Regions from separate parts of the Mus musculus genome. Here region 1 is linked to region 2. Evidence: chromatin contacts called from ENCODE Hi-C or POLR2A ChIA-PET data. All regions are on one chromosome and are shown on one strand. The core of a region is the stretch at or near the end of the contact, and the rest is flanking DNA. Distances in the headings are between cores, read along the strand shown. Region 1 holds the start of Ranbp3 (RAN binding protein 3). Region 2 holds the start of Ptprs (protein tyrosine phosphatase, receptor type, S).

Evidence for each region. Hi-C counts contacts between places; a loop is a spot of excess contacts on that map. ChIA-PET counts read pairs that join two places held with the same protein, here RNA polymerase II (POLR2A).
Region 1: POLR2A ChIA-PET joins it to region 2 with 11 read pairs in embryonic stem cell. The contact joins the promoter of Ranbp3 here to the promoter of Ptprs in region 2. A Hi-C loop is called at or near these places in 2 of 37 maps with a recorded cell type or tissue (both v-Abl transformed pro-B cells). POLR2A ChIA-PET finds 5 or more read pairs at or near these places in 5 of 5 experiments (Patski and embryonic stem cell).

Annotation. Positions count from the first base shown.
Region 1 is chr17:56,671,527-56,675,019 of GRCm38, forward strand. It overlaps Ranbp3 (RAN binding protein 3), which reads left to right and starts at 1,699. Exons shown (of 17, transcript NM_001252466.1): 1 at 1,699-1,885. The coding sequence starts at 1,864.
Region 2 is chr17:56,474,115-56,478,142 of GRCm38, forward strand. It overlaps Ptprs (protein tyrosine phosphatase, receptor type, S), which reads right to left and starts at 2,366. Exons shown (of 33, transcript NM_011218.2): 1 at 2,226-2,366. Gm32822 (a long non-coding RNA gene) reads left to right here. Exons shown (of 4, transcript XR_385656.4): 1 at 1-1,238; 2 at 2,102-4,028. Gm9258 (a long non-coding RNA gene) reads right to left here and starts at 2,159. Exons shown (of 1, transcript XR_105855.2): 1 at 1,234-2,159.

The DNA.
Region 1 (3,493 bases), core at 449-2,948, 200 kb after region 2:
GCAGGATCCCCAACCCCCCTACTTCTTCATGTACACTTGCTGTGCACATACATCCACACTCACCACATACACCAGGGAGACAGAAGGTTGCGTTGTATGCACACATTCATGTTCCCAGGAGTTGGAAGCTGAGGCAGGGGGATTACTGAAAACTCCAGACCAGCCTGAGCTATGTAATGACACTCTCTTTCAAAACTAAAAACCAAAAACCAAAACCAAAACCATTGAACCTGGGTATGATGGTGACATATGTTAGCCTAACTTTCTGGCTGTGCCGGCAGGAGGATCAGAAGTACATGGGCACCCTCATCTACAAAGCCATTTCGAGGGCAGTCTGGGCTACATAAAATACTCAAAACTGGGGGTGGGGGGGGAGAAAGAAAGTGTGAGTGAGCTCTTTTTTTTTTTTTTTTTTTTTCGAGACAGGGTTTCTCTGTGTAGCCCTGGCTGTCCTGGAACTCACTCTGTAGACCAGGCTGGCCTCGAACTCAGAGATCTGCCTGCCTCTGCCTCCCAAGTGCTGGGATTAAAGGCATGTGCCACCACGCCCGGCAAGAGTGAGTTCTATATCTGTGGCCCCAGCACTTGGGAAGATGAGGCAGGAGAATTTTGAGTTCAAGACCAGACTGGACTACACTGTGACAGTGTCTCCCTATCTCACAGATCTATAGGAGTATACCCAGATTTAAAATACGTAGTAGCTGCTTTCAGGTGTCTTGTCAGTATGCAAAGGTGAATATAGGTTTGGTTTTCCATTCTCCCTTCCTTTCTTTCTTCCTTACTTCTTCTTCTTCTTCTTCTTCTCTCTCTCTCTCTCTCTCTCTCTCTCTCTCTCTCTCTCTCTCTCTCTCTCTCTTTCTTTCTTTTTTCCAGACAGGGTTTCTCTGTATAGCCCTGGCTGTCCTGGAACTCACTCTGTAGACCAGACTGCCCTCGAACTCAGAAATCCGCCTGCCTCTGCCTCCCGAGTGCTGGGATTAAAGGCGTACGCCACCACGCCTGGCCTGAGTTCTTAGCACCCACATAGTTGGCTTAGACCGGTCACCCACAGTCCAGTTCCAGGATAGCCTTTCCTTTTTTAGCCTTTTGTAGGCACTGCACACACATAGCACTCATACACAAATACATCTTTTCTTATTACTTATTGTTTGTTTGTTTTCAAGACATAGTCTGTGTAGCCCTGGACCAGGCTGCTCTCAAACGGAGATCCTCTTGCGTCTGCCTGAGTGCTGGGATTAAAGGCGTGCGCACCAATGCCAAGTCTAATGCCCAGAGAGGTTAAGAGTCTAGTTTTATTAGGACATCCTGTGTTTGAAATCTAGGGTGACCTCTGACTTTGCCTCTTCCTCAACCACCCCAAATAGCCATAGGAAAGCTGTGTGAAAGGGCCTGGCTTCTGATTCAGGGACATGGGCCACTCCTTCCTGTACGCGGAATCGCTAAAAAGCCTACCTAGGCTCACGCCAGAGAAACAAACAGAGAAAGTGGCGGGATGGCAGTCAGGACAGCAAGCAGCGGCACGTCTCTCCTGCGCATGCGTGGGGCTCGGCCATCCTCCTCCCCCCCCCCCACCTCCTTAACATGCTGCCAATGCTAGGAGCTCAGGACCAATAGCAAACTGGCGCTGCCTGTGCGCATGCGTGCCACGCTAGCCACACCCTCTTCCCTTTGCGGGCGGGAAGAGGCGGGCGGAGAGCCGTTACTGCGCAGGCGCGCGGCCGGAGCTCTAGCGGGTGCGAGCTTCCCTCCTCCTCACACCGGCGCTGGCTTATGGGATGCGCAGGCGCAGAACTCTCCCAGCAGAAAGCCCTCGGAGCCCGGGGGCCGGGCGCGGGGCCTTGTGGGAGGGCTTAAGGAAGTAAAATGGCGGACCTGGCGAACGAAGGTAGGGGAGGCGCCGCCGGGGGCCAGCTGGCGGCAGGCGGGCGCGGGGCGGGAAGTCAAGGGAGCCCCAGAGTCGAAGGGCGAGCGCTTCAGGTTGTGGGAGTTCGGCCTCACCCGGTCTGGGCACCCAGCGGGCCCCCCTACCGTGGAGTCTGGTCCCCGGCCGGGTTCCTCGCGGCAGCCCCGGCTTCTGCCTCCTCCCGACCTCGAGGCTCCTCGGCCGCGCCGCGACCGCCTCCCACCCCCCACCCCCACCCCACGCCTTCCGGCCTCGCAGGCCGCCCGGGGAGCCCAACGGGCCTTGAGACGCGGCTCCGCGGCCTCGAACGAGGCGGGCGAGACCTCCGAGCCTGCTCGCGGGCCCAGCCCGCCACGCTCCCTTCCCCGCTTCCCTCGCCTGGGGCCTGGGCCTCCTTCCCCGGCATAGCCTCAGGCTCAGGTCCGGCTCTCCTTCATCCCGCGAAGGTGCTCGGCCACCCCGACCTGTAGCTTACACCCCGAGGTCTGCTTAAACCCGGACCGGGCGCCCCTATTCCCGCCACAGGGCTCCAGGTCCTTTGAGGTGCACTTGATGCCCCCCATTTAGGCCTGGCCATCTGATCTTGAAACTCCTAACTGCTTCTTCACATCCCGTTTTTATTTTTGACACCGTGAAACCTCCCCTCTGGAGTCGACATCCCATTTAAGGGGTTTGAATATGGTAGGACTACCCAGTTGTTGCAGAACCTGCACGTCTCTTCCTACCAGTCTTCAGAGTCCTTTGGAGTGCAGCTTACATCCCCTGATTTAGGCTTGGCCACCTGATCTGTATTTCCTAATTCAGTGGTTCTCAATCTTCTTAATGCCGTGACCCTTAAATATAGTTCCTCATTGTGGTGACCCCAACCATAAAATTATTTTTGTTACTTCTTCATAACTAGCTTTGCTACTGTTATGAATGGTAATGTAAATGTTTCTGGATTTCCTATTTAGACATTTGCCAAAGGGGTGGCAACCCACAGGTTGAGCACTGATATACTAATTGCTTCCACACCCCCTTTTGCCCCGTGGCCCTGACTCCCTGAGCACTCTGGGATGTAACACTTTCTCAGTCAGCCTGATGCTTGACACCCAGTGGTGGCCCCTTCGGGGCTCCTCCAGGGTTCAGTTTGGGGACTTCAGGGTCTGTTTTTTTTGTTTTTTGTTTTTTAGATTTATTTATTTTTATTTATCTAAGTACACTGGAGCTGTCTTCAGACACATACCAGAAGAGTACATAGGATCCCATTACAGTAGTTGTGAGCCACCATGTGGTTGCTAGGAATTGAACTCAGGACCCCTGAAAGAGCAGTCAGTACTCTTAACTGCTTAGCCATCTCTCTAGCCCCCAGAGGTCTATTTTCAGCCCTGTCCTTTTTCCTTAACAACTACAGTCAGGCTGTTAGCAGGGACGTGGTACTTCACTATGCACTATGCAGTGACATGTAGTCTGAGGCTTCTGTAGAACACCCAGGGACATGGGGTCCTTCAGAGAGTACACTGGGAGGGACTGGGCATTGGGAGGTATTTACACTCCATCCAGGCCTTGAAGGGTAGATGCAGGTAAGTCAGTTACTAGAGGCAGGTCAGG
Region 2 (4,028 bases), core at 1,116-3,615:
GCGCGACAGGGCCACGCGGCAGGTGGGGACATCAGCGAAGCCACAGGTCCGCGGACACCGAGAGACACACAGAGTCAACGCAGCAGGGGAAACTGAGTCACCAAGAGGCACTTGGCCGCCTTTGAGTCCACGAGGGACACGAGGACACCCCGACTTCCTGGGGTAGAGACAAGGGCCCCAGAGGCTCTGAGACTAATCCAGTGTGCGGAGGGTCACGGCCACACTGCAGCGTGGGGACCGTGGATGTGGGGTCCCCTTCTGTGAACCTGCCACACACCAAGAGCCCCCAATCCCATGGGACCCGCGGACAGACCTCAGCCTTCCTGGCCACACCCGGTCGGCATCGCTGTCCCCTGCGGGCGCCGCCCCAAGACTGGCACCTGGCCACAGCCCCCCAATCCTCCGGGGACACGGATGTCACCCTCCAGGGCGCGATACCGGCCGCAGAGCTCGCCTGGAAGCCCGGGCTCCCGCGACGGTTCGTTCGCCCTGAGCCCAATTAGGAGGATGCTCAGGGCAATCTCAGTGGCGGGTGGCTGGTTTCCCCCGGGGGACTGGGGGTGGGAGAGCCATCCCCAAGAAGAAATGCAATGTCATGGTGAGGGTGTGTCCCCCCCATACTCCTTGGGGCCCCACAAGGGACAGGACGGGAGTTTGTGGGTCTCTGGAGACCCAGGCGCGATGGGCAGGGAGACGGACCGGAGGCCAGGCACAGACATTATCTGGGACCTAAGTGTCCCCCCACTGTTCCGAGCTGGGGACTCTGAGGTTGGTCGGGGCGGGAAGCCGCCCCCAGCTCCAGCTGCCCGCCTGCAGCCGCCAAGAAATCAGCTGGCAGAAGGCAGGAGCAGGGACAGAAGGCAGCTGGAGATTGACAGGGGGAGGGACACAAAGAAAGGAGAAAAGACCGGGCAGGGGGGAGGGGAGTCTATGCAAATGGCAGCTCCCACTACCCGGCCTTTAATGAAGGAAGGAGTCGCAGCTGGCAAGAGAGGCCAGAGCCCGAGTAGGAGGGTCCCAGGCTAGCCCAGACAAAGCAGACGGCCGTTATCTGCACCATAGAGACAGCAGCACCCCCCGGGGGGTACAGAAGCCAGGACCCAGGATCCAGGTGCAGAAAGATGGGTGAACAGGATGTGTCCACCAATCTAACACCCTCGGGATCCCTCTTGCTCTGTAGAAGACTCTTTGGATCCCCGAGTGCCCATCCAGGCTTGGGACACCTCAGAGGTCTCCATGTGAGCACCAAGGACGGTTTATTGGGGGAGGGACATCCTTGCTCAGGTTGGAAAGTGAGCGTAAGGGAACCCCTGCCAGGCCAGGAGACACCCGGGGAAGTGACCGTTAGGAGGTTCTACTGGAGGGAGAGACGAGGTGAGGGGTGACCGGGAAGATGGGCGCTCACACCTGCTGCAGGTTTTCGGGGGCATATGGAGGCAGATTTGAGAGCAGGGAAAAGGGGTAACGCACAGGGATTTGGGGGGTGTGGCAATCAAAAGGATCCTCGCTCATAGTGGTGCTGGGGTTTGGGGGTGAAGAGGCTCCACGATGAGCAGAGAACTTGGCCCTGACCCAGCTCGCATTGCAACGGGGGTACCTGCTCTCGGACCCCATTTCCTTCTGCGCCCCAGTCCCCGCCCCCGGTGACGTCACCACCCTCAGCCAGTCGGGGGGCTCTTGGGGTGTACCGGGGGCCTTAGGGCCGCAGGCTGGCTCCCCGGGGTTCCCCACAGGCCCCCGCATCGCGAGGATGAGGGTGGATGAGCAGTCCCAATCCCAAAGCTGGGGGAGGTCGGGGGTTGGGGGCGCCCGGACCGCAGAAGGGTGGAACCGAAGCCCCAGGTGATCTGAGGCGCCTGGCCCGGTCTGCAGCTCCAGACGCTGACACCGCGCACCGCACACCGCGTCCCCGCCCGGCTGGTGCAGTCGGTGACCCTGGGTACGGGCCAAGTCGCCCGCGCGCGTCCTCATCCCTCCTGGACCCTGTCTCTACCGGTTCCCGTTTCTGTGGGTCTCTGTCCCTCCGGGTCCACAACCCTCGCGGTCCCCATTTCTCCAGCTCCATCCCTCCAGGTCCTCCACATCCCTCTCCTTCTTGCAGAATCCGATTACGGCTGCAGCCCGGACCCCCTTCGGAGCACAAAGGCGGAGAAGCTTGGAAGCACAAAGCCGGCGCCGCCCACCCCGCCCCCTGTGTCCCCCGTGCGCCCCGTGCACCCCGGTACCTGCGGGCTCCGCATGCTGCTCCCGGCACCGGGTCGGCCCGGGCTCCGGCGGCTCCGCGTGTGCGCGCGGCCCGAGCTGCCTGGCGGGCGGGGCAAAACCCCACTGCGGCTCGCGCGCCCCCAGCCGGTGACGTCACCCCTTCCGCCGCCGCGGCCCTGGGGCCTGGCCGTGTACAGTACTGCGCCTGCGCGCAGATGCCTGCCCAGTGAGGAGGCGCTGCTGGGTCACGTGCTTCAGGAGCCTGTAGAAGGCCCGGGGAGCACGTGGGACGTGGGACACGTGGCCCGGCCTGTCTCCTCTGGATTCCTTTTAAACTCAAGTTCTGTTGTAGCCCATGCTGGCCTCAAGTTACACTGAGGATGACCTGAGCCTCCTGCCTGTCTCCCCACTCTGCTTTCTTTGGCCAAAATATCCTTTCCCTAAAATCTTTCCCATCAAGCCCGCCTTGCTGGCTGAAGAGGCTGAAGCAGGAGGACGTCGTTTTTGAACAGCCTGGGATAACAATGAATTCGAGACCAGCTTGGGAAAAGGAGGATGAGCTGGGCATTAAAAAAAATTTTTTAAAAGTGGGGGTGGGGCTCAAAATGGCTCGGCAAATAGAGGTGTTTGCAGCCCAAGCCAGAGAACCTGACTTCAATCCCCAAAGTCCCATAGTGGAAGGAGGAATCTGACTCCTATGGCGCTGACCTCCACATGTATGCACACACCCATGTCCACTGAGTTACTAGACATGCCAAACAGATGAAATGCAGCAAAAGACTGAAAAACACCTTAAAGAAAAGAGTAGTCACAGGCATGGGGTGCGAAACTTTTAGACAGCAGCAGGAGAATTGCTGCAAGTGTGAGTCGAGTGTGGACTGCACCTGAGACCCTGCCTCAAATAACGAAACGATTTTGTTTTACAGTCTGGGTTTTTTTCCCCTCTGGAATTCATTCATTCCGGCCCAGAGCTGGAGACATGAGCAAGAGCCTGGAGCCGAAGAGTCCGGGCGGAAGGACTGGGTCATAAACGGGGAAGAGTGCCATGAATAATTGACAAGGAGCCTAAATTAAGAACAGGGCTTCCCAGAGCCTGCACCGCGGCCAGTTTAGCAGAGACGGCTTTGTCCTCTTGCCTGACTGGGGTGACCCTGATTGACGTACGTGGTGCTAGTCGAGATTGGAGCACGTAGAAGGTGCCGGAGGTTTGCATAGTGTTCAGGGGCCCTTAGTGTAGTTTCTCTCATGCACAGCAGGTACTTGAAGTTTGGGTACTCTGTGGAGATGTCCACATCCTTGCATAGTCCCTGCAGGTGTATGGCACTGTTGGCTGCACACAGTGTGTACTCATATATTATGGAGCTGGGTGCTGGCAGGACTGGCCATGCCAGAGCAGACTGGCCATCCATCAGGGAGGGAACCAGGCCTTGCCTTGTTTGTCCGAACTGAGTAACCGCTTCTGCCCCCTGGGTCCTCGTGAGCAGCGAAGGGGAACATGTAAACCGCGGGTCTGAGAGTCTGGAAGCTTCCAGTGGCCATTCATCCCCTCTCAGATCCCCGCTGTGTTAAATGCCATTTACACAGAAGTAACAAAACAGAACAATCGGCCTGCAGCTGACAGAGCATAGACAGGCAACAATATATCAACCCAAAGCCGGTTATGTGTTCAGCCACTTAGGGCGGCCATCGCTACCTCTGCTTCAGTCACAGCAGACTCCTGCTCCTCCTTTGCCCCTACTCCTCCCACACAGGTTCCGGCCTGCCCCAGGGCCCTGGTACATGCTGGTCCTCAGCCTAGTGAGATGTTCCTTTCGCTGCTCAGA